Regions from separate parts of the Homo sapiens genome. Here region 1 is linked to region 2. Evidence: chromatin loops called from intact Hi-C (ENCODE). Cell type or tissue: MCF 10A. All regions are shown on one strand. Each heading gives the region's core, and the rest is flanking DNA. Links, peaks and the distances in the headings are about the cores only.

Evidence for each region. Hi-C counts contacts between places; a loop is a spot of excess contacts. Peaks named below come from ENCODE experiments on the same cell type or tissue, not always from the same donor. Only the 100,000 strongest peaks of a DNase experiment are listed, where the experiment ranks them.
Region 1: a loop joins it to region 2, with 2.6 times the contacts of the local background. A loop is called at or near these places in 3 of 110 quality-filtered maps.

Annotation. Positions count from the first base shown.
Region 1 is chr4:72,563,460-72,571,957 of GRCh38, reverse strand. ADAMTS3 (ADAM metallopeptidase with thrombospondin type 1 motif 3) reads left to right here and starts at 2,737. Exons shown (of 22, transcript NM_014243.3): 1 at 2,737-3,264; 2 at 4,557-4,584. The coding sequence starts at 3,196. In MCF 10A, for the core only: a CTCF peak has its summit at 4,040; DNase peaks (open chromatin) are centred at 3,747, 3,977 and 7,577.
Region 2 is chr4:72,698,153-72,706,650 of GRCh38, reverse strand. No RefSeq gene overlaps it. Among named protein-coding and RNA genes, the nearest start is that of ADAMTS3, 130 kb to the right of the region's middle. In MCF 10A, for the core only: a CTCF peak has its summit at 4,239 (motif pointing left); a DNase peak (open chromatin) is centred at 4,240.

The DNA.
Region 1 (8,498 bases), core at 366-8,365, 130 kb after region 2:
TTCCTATTTTCTTTAGACCTTGCCATATTTTATTACCAATGAGCCATCTGTACATATGCCATCAGTTTTATTCAAAAAATTACACTGAAGCCTTTACATATTCTAGACAATGTGCTAGAGTTTACATGTAAGATCATGTTAATTTTCATGAAGAGTTTGCAAAAGTAGTACTATGAAACCGATATTAGAGTTGAGAAAACTGAAGCTGAATCCTCATGAGAATCCAACCTATCTAACTTGAAGTTCATTTTGCTTTAATAGTTGGGCTTTGTAATGTCATTTACCCATGTGTGTTCCACAGAGGATAAAGCATGAGAAAAAAGGATTCTATGGTCATGTAAGTAAGGAGACCAAATTGCACTACATCTCCCCCTTGAAGACTCACAATTTTTTTTTTTTTTTTTTTTTCAGACGGAGTCTCGCTTTATCGCCCAGGCTGGAGTACAGTGACACAATCTCGTCTCACTGCAACCTCCGCCTCCTGGGGTCAAGCGATTCTTCTGCCTCAGCCTCTGGAGTAGCTGGGACTACAAATGTGTTTGTTTAAATAGGTACCCTGAAGTCTGAAATAAGGAGAGCCATTTTGTTTCATTTATCTAAGTATTTCATGAGCTCAGTTGGCTGTCTGAGAATTTTCCTTTTCCTGGTAAAACATTTAATATTCCAGGGAATACTTTGGGAAACTCTGCCTTAGAATATATTAGGAGAACCCTATTAATTAGAACTCATTTAGAATTAAAAAAAAACCCTATTGCATGCTCTTAAACTGATCTTTGTCAAAGTGAGAGTCATGACTTGCTGGGTTGTGAAATCAATTGAGTGCTCATCTGCAATTGGGGTTGCAGGGAAAGAATGGCAAGAAAAATATCAGGGTTGTTGCATGCAGTACAGGTAAGTACTGAATCATGAAATTTTTACTGGGTCGCTATGCAATATGCATTTCTCTCTGTGGTGATGGCCAAAAATGTCTGAAGCCGCTGCTTTCCTGAAAGTCACATGAATTGCTTGCTATGCCGGGAGTTAGGTGATAACTAATGTCTGAATGTTGTAAAATTAACACAAAAGGGCCTACTGTAATAACATGGTTAAATACATTATTTGTTATTACCTAAAATCAGATGATTTTAGATCTCAAATATCTCATAGAGGAGAAACCAAAATAGAGGTTTATTCTGACTTGTCAAGGTAAGACAGCTGTTAGCTGGGTCTAGAACCTAGATCTCCTAATGTGTATCTCTAGTGTTCTTTTACTTGTCAGTGTAAATTGACAGATTTTTCATTTATGGAATGCTTAGGGTTACTTCTTTTTAATGAATAGACAAACTCGGTGTAAAATGTAGCAAATCACTCCTGGATAGCTAGTTAATGACAAGTTACAAAAATGCTACAGGCTTTAATTGAAGGAAAAAAGTAATTTAGAGATACTTCAGTGCTGGGGTCTAATTCTAATTCCAATTAATAACTAATTGACCTAATATCCTGTTTTACTAGGTGGGGCCATTTAGTTACCTAGTTTCTCATTTGTATATGTAAATGTCCTCGATATATGATTTTGAGAAGACTTAGCAGATAAAACATCAGTGAACACCAAATCTTTCCATGCTTAAGTTAAAGGCACAACCATCACGTTACCTCTCCAGGAATAAACAATGAATCGAAGTTATAGGAAACCCTCCAAACTCACATTGCTTTTAAAAAAGAACAAGAACTATGACTTATCTTGCATCTCATAACAAGATAAACACTAGCTCGTTTTATTGTGGGCAGGCCTCTTCAAGACTGTCCAGTTGAAGTCTTGAAGTTCGTATCTAAATTTGTGTCTACTCACTCCTGGCTCGTGGACCGGTCAGTGGAGGTTGGAGCTATTTCCTTTTCCTCCTGTCTGCTTTCTGGAAAGCACCCACAGGTGTCTACGCCTGGGAGGTGGGCCTGGGCTAGGATTCCAGCAAACTCTCAGGTTGGTGTCATTTCCCCTCAGGAAGCGCCAGGCCACAGCGGGCAGAAATCATTTGATAACTTAATCTGGGTGTGAGGAAGAGTCGCTGAGGCCTGTGTACTCTAGTGATAAACGGAAGCATCCGGGTGAGTCAAGGAAAGGACGTGGTATCTTTTAAAACTAATATAAACGAATAAAGCCTAAACAAGAGCTTACAAAGAAGGACACCCCCTGCCAAAACGTGGGAGGTGACTGGTGCCTGGAAGGGAGATCACCGCGTGGTTAAGATCTGGAGGTTCCAGGGCTTCTCTTCGGGGAGAATTCTCTGGCTGGGAGAACAGTGGAGGTTGGAGGAGGTGAATTTCCTACAGCCCAGGACCAGCCCTCGGACCCTCCCCCTTCCTATAATTAACTCAACGCGCGTCCCGCCAGTCGGGACCGGTGGCGCCCCTGGACCCTCCCCTCCTCTCGCCCTAGGCGGAGAAGGAGAGGCTCCAGGGTGGGAGGTCGAGCCCGGGCCACACCAGCCCCCGAGCGGTCTCCAATCCTGACACGGTGCGGGGGGCGCGGGTTCGGGCCCCGCATGACGTGGGCGCCACGGCGGGAGGGGCAGTCCGGGGAGCTCCGGACGCCTTATTAGCGCCCCGCGGGTCGCCAGCAGCCAGCAGACTGCCGCGCTGCGAGCAACAGGAGCCGGCGAGCGGCCCACTCCTCCCACCTCCTCCGCCTGCCTTCTCCTCCTCCCCTTCGCTCCTCCCGCCCCCACCTCTGCGTGTGCGGCGGAGTCGCCCTCTCCCTGCCTCTTTCTCCCGCTCCCGCTCGCTCGTCTCTCTCGCTAATACTTCCCCCTGCTGTGCTCCGGGGAACCCAAGCATTCTCCGCGCTAACCTTAGGGACCAATGGTGCTCGAAAAGCCTCGAAAAAGCTGCTTTGGGCAGAGATAGTTGGAAAGCCCCTCGTCCCTTCCCCCTCTCCCAGGCTTAGCCTGTGCCCGCTTACAGCACCTTCTCGCTCCTGCACACTCTGTGTTGGGAGGACGGGGTGAGAAGGTGAAGTGGAAAAAACTGCAGAGCAGAGGGGGCCAGTCTCAGAGCTCAAATTTCATTTTCATTGAAGCAAAGCACAGAAGATCATTTTTTTCTATTTCGCATTTTTTCCCTTTTCCTTTTTTTCTTAAAGAAACTTATTTTGGGCGGGGGGGGTGGGTTTGCTCTGGGCATTTGCTTTGCCCAGTAGTTGGAAAGTGAACTCGACTCGTGATGGTTCTCCTGTCACTTTGGTTGATAGCAGCCGCTCTGGTAGAGGTTAGGACTTCAGCTGATGGACAAGTAAGTGGAAAATAATAACAATAAAAAAAAACTCAAACCCAACCTTTTCCCGAAAAGTTCCTCCCCTCTCTACCCTCCTCTCTTTCCTCCTTCTCCTCCCACCCTTCCCTGTTATCTTTTGCGTTCAGAAACGGTGTTTTGAGGGCTGGGCGCAGCGTGCGGGCTTTTGGGGGTAGAGGGTTGAGTTGCACGGGAGGTTACGACTCCCACTCCGGGAGCCCAGTCTTGTCACACCTAGGGCTTCACCAGTCTGCGACATTCGTAACAATTCCTAGTGACAAACCGCAGCCAGTTCCCATCCTCGCCGGGCCATCTGGGCTTCCCCTTTCTGGAGGGCGGTCTGGGCGCTTGAATGAAGTTCTGGACGCTGGGTCCGGGATCCCAGCGCTCTGGCTGCTGCCGCCAGAGTCGGGTTCCTGGAGCTTTCTCTCCTCCGAACTGACTCACGGTTTTTTCGGGCAGCCGGAGGCGGGGGTTTCAGGAAGTCCTTGGGCCGGACAGGGAGAGATCCAGTAGACACGTGTCCTGGGAGTACCACGGCCGGGCTAGGATTTGACAGTTGGGGAGGGGGGCTGGAGACGTTTCCTGCCCTCCGTTTTCCTGGGCAGAGGCTGCAGGCGCCGGCCGCCTTCTCCCCTCCCCCTCTGCACAACTCCTCCTCTTTTTAAAGCTAAGTTGAGTGCAGCTCTGTTTCTTTTCGGCCCTGCCCCCAACCCTTTGGAGGCTCAAGGTGAAGCCCGATGCTCTCAGAAGAGTCCTTGAGAAGGCTCCGCCAGGGGAGCTGTTTGTAGTAAATCATATCAGCACTGGGCCGATGGGACTTTGGGTACAGAATTTCTCTGTTAGTTTTTGTAGCTTCTCCGGTCGGCCTGGTCTGAACGACCATAGGGTAAAAAGTAGAGAATTGTCTAGTTGATTCCTGACCTTAAATCTGATTAATCAGGCCCCCTGTTAGGTGTATTTTGGCCTGTTAAATTCATACTTTCTTTTCTAATCCAGACCCAGTACGACATTTCAGAAGAGAGCATTGAGAGTCTGTATGTATTTTTGCTGGCTTCATAAGTGTTAAATTAAAATGAAAAGGGGCAAACAACTCCCTTCCCCAAATTGTTATGGAATTGGCTCATGGAACCTTCTACAAACCAAGGTGCAGGCTTTAGGCACCAATCCCAGTCTCTAGCATCTCCTGATTAGTTAGCTCTTGGAAACCATTAATGGTAGAAATAAAACTCACAAGGTGATAAGATGAAACCCAGTAACTTTCTTTTTCTTGCTTTCCCCCTCCTTTCCAGGCTGGTAATGAAGAAATGGTGCAAATAGGTAAGCTTTGTTCTCAGATGTCACTCTTATCTTAAGTTGAAAGTAAGGGAATGAAGTGAGCTAAGCAAAATATTGTTTCTGAAATGTTTCCCACTGGTGGTTAAAAAAAATAATCTGTAGTCCGGAAACATTTCTGTTCTTCTCTTCCTCTTTCTGGAGGAAGGTCCCACTTTCCTGGGGCTAAATTATAGTGAGGTAAAAATTCTCCTGCAGTTGGACATTTCAAGCATCAGTTTATTACTGTCTTTGTACAAGCCACTGATATGTACTTGGAAGATGATGGAGGGGCTGTAAGATGATATGGAGATGAATGAAATAAAATCATCAACTTCTGTAGCATTTAGGAGGAGCACATTTGAGTACAACAGAAGGCAAGAATGCTACATAGAAGAGAACAATGAAGTACAGAGCATGGAAATTTTTCTCTTACAATCTTTCCTGCTTTGGGTAAATCCTCTGATGACTTCTGTTATTCAATCTGCTTTAAAATAATTATCTCCTAATGTGAAAGATACTGTTAGGCCTTTTGCTAATATCTAAAATCCCAGTACTCTTCTGATGGTGTGGAGATTCTTACTCCCATTTTATGGGTGAGGAGACTGAGATTCAGAGAGTGTAAGTGACTTGCAACAGGTCACTCAGAAGTCCATGGTCTTTCTTGAAGCTGTTTAGAATAATGTATTTGTTGTGAATGCGGAGGCTGAAAGTCATCTGGCAAGAAGCCAGGCTACATTCAAAGTCTTTTCATACACATTTTACTTGGATTACTTTAAAAGATAATTTTTCTTTTTGGCAGAGTATTAGTCTCTGTCAATTCTGTATTTGTCAGGTGATATTGTAAAGCTGTCTTTTAGAAGAAAAGTTTTTATAACTGCTGCTGCAAACATAGTTACAAGTCATTGGCCGTTTATTAAATGCCAGGCACAGTGTTGATTGTTTCATGTGTTATGTCAACTGATTCCCACAGCCACACTGTGAGGTGGGGATACTATTGTGCCTATGTTAGAGATGAGGAAAATGAAGCTTGAGAGGTTGCATAGCTACCTGTTATAGTACACAGTGGAGATTCACACTTGTTAACTAAGAAACCCAAGAGCTAAGCCCAGAGGTGTGTATATGTAGCCTGTAATATATGAGCATATATCAAAATGCTCCTTCCTACTCAGTGCTTAGCATTGTTGGATGTATTTCCCAAGCTTAGACCTCGACGGCAAGAGGAGAACAGTGGGGAGGAAAGGCACTGAGAACTGCCCTAAAAGTACAGTGTTTATGATCAGATACTTGTCATTCGTAGTTGATAACATTCAGCCATCAATCCTTATCTTTTTAAAGAATTTTTTTTAACCAACTCTTAAGTAGGGAGAAGAAAGTTGTCTTATTTTTAATTACTTAAATATTTGATTACTTACACGTCCCAACTTTTCAATATGCAAATTAAAAAGATGTCTTAAGATCACCCATTCCACCAAAAAATTTCATAAAATATATAGCTTTGATTAGAATTTTAAGATAGAATTAGGATGCTCTCATATAAGAGGCCCTGGATTGAACCGAAGTTTGGTTCAGTTGTTTTGCTAATGTAAATTACTATGGTAGCCCTTTTAAAGGGAAGAAAATAGTACAGGTGTCCTTAAATTTGGCAGAGGAGAGATAAGTCAGTATGAAAGAGAGGAGGCGGAGCCCTCTTAGGGTGTAGTGCTGAAGATTTACTTGTTCCCATATTCATCTGTTTTATGGGATTTCTCTCTTTTATTATTACCATTCTTATTTATCGTTTTCCAGTTGAATGAAGAGAAGAACAGATTGAATAAAATAGATTTTGGCCCACAGGTCTTGTGATAGCAAAAGTATAACTATCATTTCACTTTGGTTTATGTATCATATGTAAGAAAATCTTATGTACAGTGATTAGTTTTGCTCCCCTGTTCCCATGTGTAAAGGCACTGCTACACTGCTAACCTGGAGATTTGGTGAAATGCACTCCTGAACACGTTATTTATTTTTTTTCTATTAACTGATTTAGAAGTAGTTTTATATAACTACCTGGGGACGTGTTATTTGATCAGAAATACATTAGGAAAGACAAATAATGTTTGTAGATTTTATTTATTTATTTTTCAACAAATTGGCTAGAAAATAAATTTCATGGCCCTGAATAATTTCTAAATAATTTAATGTTTCAGGAAGGGTTAAATATAAATGAGTAATAAACCACAAGTTGTTAAGAAACTAAATTTTAAAAATACTTTCTACTGAAGTGTAGTATAGATGTAGGAGGGTGCATATAAGTGTACTTTGCTGATTTTTCACAAAGTGAATGCTCCTGTGCAGTCAGCAGTCAGCAGCTGGATCAATAAGTTGAACATTACTGGAATCCCTGTACGTCCCTCATGCCAACTGCCAAGCATTCTCCCGTTATGAAAGGTGACTGCTCTCCTGACTTCTAACAGGATAAATTGATTGTGTCAGTTTTTCATGCTCTTTGTAACTAGAGTCACAGGATATGTACTTCTTAGTATTTAACTTAGAAGGTCAATTTTCAAAAATATATCTTATATGCTTCAACCCTCTAGACTAGGAAGGCTTTTATTTAGGTAAAGAGAAGGCAGTTTGTGATGGGGACAGGTTAGAATATGTATAGCTATGTCACCAATATAGTGTCTCATGCAGGATATTGCCTCCTTCCTTCTCTCTTCAGCCAGTGGAATAATACCTTCTTGGTATGTGGGAAAGTAGGATTCACCCTAGAAAAAATGGGTAAATAGGTTTTGAACCCTGACCTAGTTGTGTGCCTCTTTGTCAACCAGATAGGAACTGCCTCTCTAACCACCTACCTATACCCATACATACATATATATCTGTGTGTTTGAGTATGTTTCTGTATATATGTGTAAGTATGTTTCATGAGATCATTGACATACTTCTAGGGCGTATCAGGGAGCACTGTCATTTCTGACTCAGAGTATTGCCTTGGTAGGATGCCTGAGTTAATTGTGGGAAACTGGTGTGGCTGGTCCAATTGGGTAAGGAGGCTTGCTCAATGACACATGTGGCTTAGGAAATAATCATAGTTCTGTAGACACTGGAAAATCTGAAAAAGAATTCTCTGAGTCCTTTTGTTTCATAAGCCACCACTGAGATTGCTTGAGTATCATTTGAGGAAAAAGCATTGTGATCCTTTAGTGTTAAGCTGTCTTCCCTTTCCCGACCCCACTTGGAATTGGGGCATATCTTCCATCTCCTGATTCCTCTTGGAATTGGGGCATCTGTCCTATTTCTGTTCCTCAGTTGCAAATTCCATTACATCCCAATCTTAAAAAAATAAAGTTGCTAATCTTACTCTCTCAGATATCTAGTTTACTAAGAGATAATTTTTCACCATTTTCAGGTTTCAGTTTGTAAGGTTTAGTGTGAGTCACTTACCTAGTTATTGACCAGTAAACATTGTCACTAGATTAACCCTCATGAGAGCAAAGACTTTGTTTTGATGCCAATTGTATCTCTAGTACATAAAACAGTGCTTGGTAGCTTGTGGGTCCTCAAATATTGGTTATTCAATGAATAGATCTAGCAAGCAGGATATTATTATATTAAGGTTTATCTATGTTCTGAATTTCCTTGAATGCTCTTGTTTTGTGCCTTTCTCCAGGCTGAATTGGTCCCTAAGAAAATGAAGATGGTGACAATGGCTATACAATTAATTATTCAATGTTATCAAGGCCTCTTGGGACTCCTCTTCCACCCCACAAAGCACAGGGACCTAGGCCTATCATTTTTTGTATGCTTTTCTGTTTGTACTCAATAAGTATTTGGTAAATTGAATTGAATTCTATGTGCAGTTTTGGAATGCCAACTAATTTTTTGTTTTTTTAACTACAGCCTACTTGGGATCATTTGCCCTATTGCTGGCATCA
Region 2 (8,498 bases), core at 280-8,279:
TTTTCCTTCCTTCTTCCCTCTCATTCTCCTTCAATCCCTTCCTTTCTTCCTTCCAGGGTACTTGTTATTAAAATTTTTATTTTCTAAATCTTGTCTTGTTTTTAATGCTCAAGATGAGGCACAAGAACCTGATTTAGAGATGTATCATATTTGATCTACTGGGAAGGCCTCCAAGATGCAGAAAATAAGGTTGAGAATGGAAACTAGGGGGAAAAGGTTTGTAGTACATTTTCATGCTCCTAGTAAATAAAATCCATTTACTTCTCAAATTTACATTTTCCTTTAATAATCAAGAATAGTATTCTCAAATACAGAATCTGCTGGAGTTCGGTGTTTAACTGGCTATTTTTTTAAGATGGCCATGAATCTTTGTATTCAAATTATTACATAATTGGCAAAGAACTGAAGTTCTAACAAATGCCTTCCTCATTTCATACATAAATGAAAACTTCATTTATATCCAAACTACACATGCTTATCAGTTGCAGCCATAGGTTTGGCTACAGAAACAGGAGTTAGGTAAAAATCAAAGAAAACACTCATTCTGTGAGAATGAATTGGCTATATAAAATTTTAAGTGATGTCATATATTTTACTATTATTTCTAAATGGTTTGCTGAACACCTTTTATATCAATAAGATTGTAATAAATGTATATAAATATATATTTATATAAAAGCATACATTTTTTAAAGATTGTTTTCCCATATATATAATATTTAATTATTCATCTTTACTTTCCTTTGTTTCCTGGTCCTATTTTTTTGTTTAAGTAAGGATTTTTCCTTTTTCTTATAATGTTAGCTATTAGTATACAGCCATCCAAAGAGTCAGTCAGTTGTCTAGGGAGAGTAGTAATGTAATCACCCAGTGGGTTCACCTTGCCCTCTGCCTAGACAGAACCGATTTATCAAGACAGGGGAATTGCAATGGAGAAAGAGTAATTCACACAGAGCCGGCTGTGCGGGAGACCGGAGTTTTATTATTACTCAAGTCAGTCTCCCCGAGCATTCGGGGATCAGAGTTTTTAAAGATAATTTGGTGGGTAGGGGCTTGGGAAGTGGGGAGTGCTGATTGGTCAGGTTGGAGATGGAATCATAGGGGGTTGAAGTGAGGTTTTCTTGCTGTCTTCCCTTCCTGAGTGAAACGGCAGAACTGGTTGAGTGAGATTAACCGTCTGGGTGGTGTCAGCTGATCCCCCAGTGCAGGGTCTGCGAAATATCTCAAGCACTAATCTTAGGTTTTACAATAGTGATGTTATCCCCAGAAGCAATGTGGGGCGGTTCAGACTTGGAGCCAGAGGGTGCATAACCCCTAAACTGTAATTTCTAACCTTGTAGCTAATAGGTTAGTCCTGCAAAGGCAGACTGGTCACCAGGCAAGAAGGGAGTCTTTTTGGGAAAGGGCTGTTATCAATTTTGTTTCAGAGTCAAACCATGAACTGAATTCCTTCCCAAAGTTAGCTCGGCCTATGCCCAAGAATGAACAAGCACAGCTTAAAGGTTAGAAGCAAGATGGAGTCGGTTAGGTCTGATTTTTTTTCACTGTCATAATTTCCTCAGTTATAATTTTGCAAAGGCAGTTTCAGTAAGAATGGAAGTATATTTTCATGGCATTTATACAATTTTTGTTTAGACAACTACTAATTTAAAAATGTTGGTATTAATCATGACTTCTCAAGTGGATTGCAACTTCTCAGGTTGCTGCCTTTTACTTGAAATGTCTATGATGTCTGTGCATCAGCAATAACTACACCACACCTACTTGCTGCACATTCAGCATAGTGTTTTTGTTTAAGAGAGAAAACATCGAAAGCGGATATGGATACATGGCTTTAGAAATAACAATAGACAACATAGAAGAATTTTCTACCAGATACTAATTTTTATTAACTAAGCAAGTAATTTTTGTTTAAGAGAGAAAACATCAAAAGCGGATATGGATACATGGCTTTAGAAATAACAATAGACAACATAGAAGACTTTTCTACCAGATACTAATTTTTATTAACTTAGCAAGTAATTGATATTTTGGGCTTGTGAAATAAAAGAACAAACCCTCAGTGGCACACATTTAACTTGACACCACACTTTTTTTTAGTAAAATACTTCATTGGCAATCGGGGGTAGTTCTGAGTTTTGTGGGGCCTGAGAATTATATTACTTAGGGTGTCCTCTTAAAAAAAGGGGGTGGGGCACATTATTTTACACAATATGTAAAATATTATTTTCACAAAAGTGAATATTTATTTAGAATACAATATTACAACAAATTATAAATTTTACAAAGTTGACACATGGTCACAAACATTACAACATCAGGAAAAATAATAATTCATACTGCCTTTTTATATGATGACAATTTTTTAATTACATCCATACAAAAGATAGAAAGATAATTAAACTTTCTTCTAGAATGGTCGATAAAAATTTGTGGCTTTTATTGATGAAAAATTTTCCTTCAGTTTCATAACTTGTTATTGGAAATGTCATGCAAATTTTTAGAACTGCTATCAAATTTGAGAAAACCTTTCTCATCTTTCTTTTACATATGAGCTGTAAGATTTGAAGGGTGTGTGTGTGTGTGTGTGTGTGTGATTAACTGTAAATACTATTCAGATTTATGATACTCCTTAACTAATGTGTCATTGCTGTCCTTGTAGTGACATATGAGTTTTATGACATTGTCAGTGTCAATGTTTTGTGTCAAATAAAAAAAATAAGAACCAGTAAAGTATAAATGACCAAGGGAAGAAAATGAGCAAAGCTATGTTCCAGCAAAGGTGAGGAGTCCAATTTGGATAAGATACAGGGTGCAGGTAAGATAGGAGAGACAAAAAGGCAAAAAAAAAAAAAAAGTATTGGAGTCAGAGAGGAGGAGGGAAATACTATCACATCCTGGCAAGAGCTTGAGGATGAACAATCATAAAAAGGTCTGCTGATGGATAACAAAGCATGCAAAGAGCAAGAATATAAAGAACATTATAGAGTAGGCAAAGCCAGATGTGAATCCTAGCTTTGCCATTTGCTAACATATAGAACCTTGCTACCATTAACTAAACTATGCATGGAAATGACTGCCAGCCACGTAAATAATTCCACCAGAACAAACTAAAAGTGTCTTCAAATCTTCCTTAGCCAATCCCAAAAATGCTTGTGGCTCTTCCAACACCACCCACCAAAAGGGGAAATGTGACAGAGGAAAAGCTGGAGTGGAAAGTGTCAGTGGAATTAACCAATTGCAGTGAGAATATCTTATACTTTTCAATTTTGTAATAATAAAAAAAAAACATTTCTAGGGCCCTGTTAGGGCCGTAAGATTGTGCAAGTGAGAGGCCCAGAGAGGTAAGTTTTATCAGTTTTACAGTAAACAAGCGTCTGCTGGCAATGTCATGGTGGAAATGACATTTTGGGTGCTTCCTACATAACCATGATAACCACAGATTAAAATGGAAATTGAGGCTAATTCTGAAGTGGCTGCCACCCTTGCTCCTCCTCTGCACTTACAGTAAGATCACATTTCTGTGTCTGGTAATGACACTTGTAACTGTTGTAGACAGTGAAAAGCACTTGTCACTGGGTATTTGAAAGCTTCCAGAGATCACTGTATTTATTTGCTGCTTCTAGCATACTTTAATTGATTGGAAAAGGCTGAGGAGCAGTGGAGAGACTACACGAACATATTATCCAAATTTTATGATCACTGAAAAGCTCAACACATCTTAACATGAAATAGACATTACACAGTAAAAAACAAAAATAAAATTTCTTATTTTCCAAAAAGTAGATAAAAAAGAACCAAATTTTTATAAATGAGAAACATTGTGTTTGCTGTTCATTGTTTTTGTTATTGGATTAAATCCTGAAACCCATAAATGCTTGTTATAAAAGGCTTTTCTTTTATCATATTACTGCTTCTCTATATTCTTACTCCATGGAAGATGATCTCTTTCCCCTGTTGGGCCAGTGGTTGTCTCCTCTGGCTATAAAATAGAATCAATGGAGTACTTTAAAAAAATACCCATTTCCTAGGCATACTCCTAAGTATTTGCAACTTAAAAAAACCAATCTAAATAATTTTAATGCACAGTTAGGGCCGATAAACAATTTACCAAATAAAAATCAGAAAAAGACATCTTTAGGTTAACCTTCAGCAGTTCCATTACTGTGCCAGGATTTAAGAGAGAGGAAACAGAGTCAAGATTCTGTTTATTTCAGTCTACAAGCATTATAGCTCCACCTACTGGGAGGATGGGCCTTTAAAACGGAGTGTCTACTCTATTTTTCATACAGTTGCTTTCGTTTCAGCCACGGCAAAATAAATTCAATTCTGATTTAAAAACAACAAAAATTAGTTTTTCTCTTAGTCCACTTGTGCTATTATAACAAAAATACCTTAAACAACAGAAATTTATTTCTCACAGTTCTGGACGCTGGGAAATTCAAGATCAAGGTGCTGACAGATTCAGTCTGGTGCGGTCCTATTTTCTGGTTTATGGATGGCACCTTCTCACTGTGTCCTCACATCGCTGAAGGAGCAATGAATCACTCTGGAATCTCTTTTATAAGGACACTAACCCCATCAGGGTTCCATCCTCATGACCTAATCATTTCCCAAATAACATAACCTAATAACACCCCACCTCCTAATAATAAACACTTAAGAATTTTGGGGGGAGGACACAAATATTCAGTCCATAGAAGTACCTAAAACCTGTATTTTGTAAATCAAACAAAATTCCTAGTTTCTTGGCTATAGTGAAAGGTAAGGCAAATGTAGACAAACATATCAACATACTTCTTCAAATGTTGAAGATTTCTCCAAGTAGGCATTCCATTTTATCTTTACTTCATATCCCAACTTTTTAATACATATGCAAATAATTCCATCCAATACCTTTTGATGAATGAATGGCACAGTTTTCACCACAGAAAAATATAAATGGGATGAAAACTTGTGCTTTGGCTCCTGATCTATAAGACACATCTTCTTACTCTAAGGAACTACTTTGGAATAATTACTCTCACTTTGACCTTTACTAATTTGTTAAAAATTAGTTTTAAAAGTCCTTTGGCCTTTAAGTCTTCTGTTGGGGGAGAGGAAAAGAGGCCAATGGATGATAATGCTGTCTTTTCTTCTTCACTTATGACCTGGCATATTTCTTTAAAGTGAAAATGCTCATCATTAAATATTTACTTTTAGTTTGTGTAGAAATACATGATAAATGCTTGCTTCTTTTTATTTCACTGTTTTCAAAATACTGAATTTGTTTTCTAAATTCCTCCAATGGTTATCAATGTGGGTACTTCATAATATCAAAATGAATGCATGATTTTAAACTTACTTGATGTGTACAATTTTTATAGCCATTATTTTTATTGCTATTCAAATTATTCCCACTGTCACCAGTGGGAGCTCCTTCAAATTGGTTTTCAAATCCTTTAGATTTAATCCTAGGAGACTTTTTCTCCTTTTGCCTCCCCATTTTCTGGATTGACAAGATGTTCTAATCTCCTGTTTTGTATTTCTGCCCTAGATCTAGAATCAGCCATTTTTTCCAAGAAGCCCTGGTTGATTTAGTGGAATATAGTAGAGACAACTGTCAGGACAATAGGCATTCTCTTTGCTATTGAGTTGTCATTGCTAGCCATGATCAATAGACAGGGCTCAGAAATACATGTTTTTAAAGATAAAATTATTATGAGTTTATACAAATATTATTCCAATTGTATTTGGAGCTGTCTTAGTCAGCTTGGGCTGCCATATGAAATAACAGAGAGTGGATGGTTTAAATAATAGAAATTTATTTTCTCACAGTTCTGGAGGTTGGAAATCTGAGATCAAGGTGCCAGCAGGGTGAGATTCTGGTTGGCCACCTTCTTGCAATGTCCTCACATGGCCTTTCCTCAGTATGTAACAGGGTGAAGTCTGGGGAGAGAATTTATTTGTCTTCCTCTTCCTATAACGGCATTAATCCCACCATGAGGCCCCCACTGTCTAATCTAATCTAATCTAATCCCAATTATCTCCCAAAGGCCTCATCTCAGATACCATCACATTGGGGATGAGGGCTTCAATATATAAATTTAGGGGGACACAAACATTCAGTTCATAACAGAGCTATAGGGTTTGTACTAATTTGATTCATTTTAAATACAAATTTTATTTCTCCCACATCAAAAATCCTGGTTCTCGATGTTGTTAGCGTAATTAATAATTTGCTATAATAAAATCCGTAAGCTCATTCTACTTTTCATATACTTTCCCATTCTCCCAAGTTTTTCATAGTTGTGGTAAATCTATATTGTTAGAGCACATAGCCACTTCATACTGTATTTACTGTCTTCTACCATCCTTTAGGCTGAAGCTTACTCTCTAGTAGATTCCTCAGGAGGTATTAATGGGAATAATATTCCCTGCATTTCTGCATATTCTTAAAAGATTTTGGCCTTTATATTTGAATATCAGTTTCAATTGTTATAAAGTGCTTTACTCACATTTACTTCCCTTAAGAATCTCAACCTACTACTCCATTGTCTGCCAGCATAAAGAATTTCTGTTGAAACATAATGATGGGTAATCCCAGCACTTTGGGAGGCCAAACTGGGAGGACTGCTTGAGCCCAGGAGTTTGAGGCTGGGCAATATGACAAGAACTCATCTCTACAAAAAAAATTAGCTGGCTGTCTTGGCTTGTACCTGTAGTCCTAGCCATCTGGCAGGCTGAGGTGGAAGTGGAAGGACTGCTTGAGCCCAAGGAGTCGAGGCTGCAGCAAGCAGTGATTGCACCACTGCACTCCAACCTTGGCAACAGAGCAAGACCCTGTCTCAAAAGTAAGTAAATTTAAAAATATATATAATATAATGATGATAATCACTTTCTTACTTTTATGGGTGTCTTGTCTTTTTGGCTGGAAGCTAAGAACATTTTTTCTTTTCTTAAACGTCTAGTACTTTTAGCAGAATATATTTTGGTGTTAATAATCTTAAGTTGGTATTCCCAGATATGAAGTATATCATTTCCAACATAGCTCTAAATCTTTTTTTTATTGTTTCAGAAAAATCTTCTTCATTTATGACTTTTAGTATTTGTTGTGTTCAATTTTTTCCCCTTCAATTCCTAGTGTGTGTGTGTGTGTGTGTGTGTGTGTGTGTGTGTGTGTGTGTATGTATGTTGGATTTTATTTACCTATCTTCTATATCTGCCCATTTTGCTTGAATAGTTTTTCATGCTTATAGAATAAGGTATTTACCATTGTGTTTATTACACCCTATCTCTTAAGGTATTGTGTTTATTCATTCGTATATTCTGCCTATCTTAGCTTTTGTTTCTGAAATAATTTTTTCTCTTATTTCTAATTCTTTCCTGGGTTCTATTAGATCTCTGAAATCTTTTATCTCTTCAATTGCCTTATTTCTGCATTTTCCTGATTCAGACTTATTTAATTTATCATAATGTCTATAATTTTCTTAGTTTCTATAAGAAATTAAGAAACTGTTTCAAAATACAGTGGTGCAAGTGTACAGATGTCTGACATGTCTTCCTGCTGTGCTTTTTTTGTTTGTAGAGACAATGTTTCTCTCTCTTTCTCTCTCTGTGTGTTTTTTATATAATACTTTTATTTTGAATTATGATGTAATTTTTAATTTTAATTTAATTTTAAAATTAATTAATTTTTCAAATTACAATTTTACTTTTTCTAAACTTCAGGCAGAAGAAGAGGTCTAGGTTAGTGTCTTAGTCTGTTTTGTGCTGCTATAACAGAATACCACATATAGTAATTTATAATGAATAGAAATTTATTGGCTTATAGTTCTGGAAGCTGAGAAGTCTAAGATTGAGAAGCCAAGTGTTTTGATTTGGGCATCACACATTGGACAATAATTTTAGGAGGAGATAATGTGCTTGATAGAAAGCAAAGGAATTCCTTGACTGGCAAAGCAAGTTTCTTGGACTGTCCCAAAACCAACTTCTCAAACTCTTTAGAATTGACCTCACAGAGATACGTACTTGCCCACATGTTCTTTGGGCCACATGTTCTTTGTCCATAAAGTCTAAAAGGCCATTTAAGTTGGCCAAGAATCTCAGAAGGAATGACATAGCTTTTTAACACACACAGGAAAAATGAGGATTTATCTGTGCCTAGTCTATAAATACAAAATTCTACAGGTCCAAAACAGGTATAGGTAGCCTTGAACTAGGATCTTCAACTTAAGAAATTTGGAATATGCTCCCTAATATGTTATAAAAATATCCAAAATTATTTGGGTTTCAAGAGTTCTTGGCTAGAAGTCACATGGATTTTCTTTTGTAAATCTGACTTTGACAGATGTGTTATTCCAGAGGAAACAGAAAGATGTTTCCTGGCCTAGCTGCCTGAACAGCTTTGTTATCACCTCTGAGACTCAGGAAGTGTCTATTTTTTTCTTTCTGTAAGGCTTCAGCTAATACGTTAATAAAATAGTTAAGTATTTATATTGTATAAAAGTGCTCTTTCA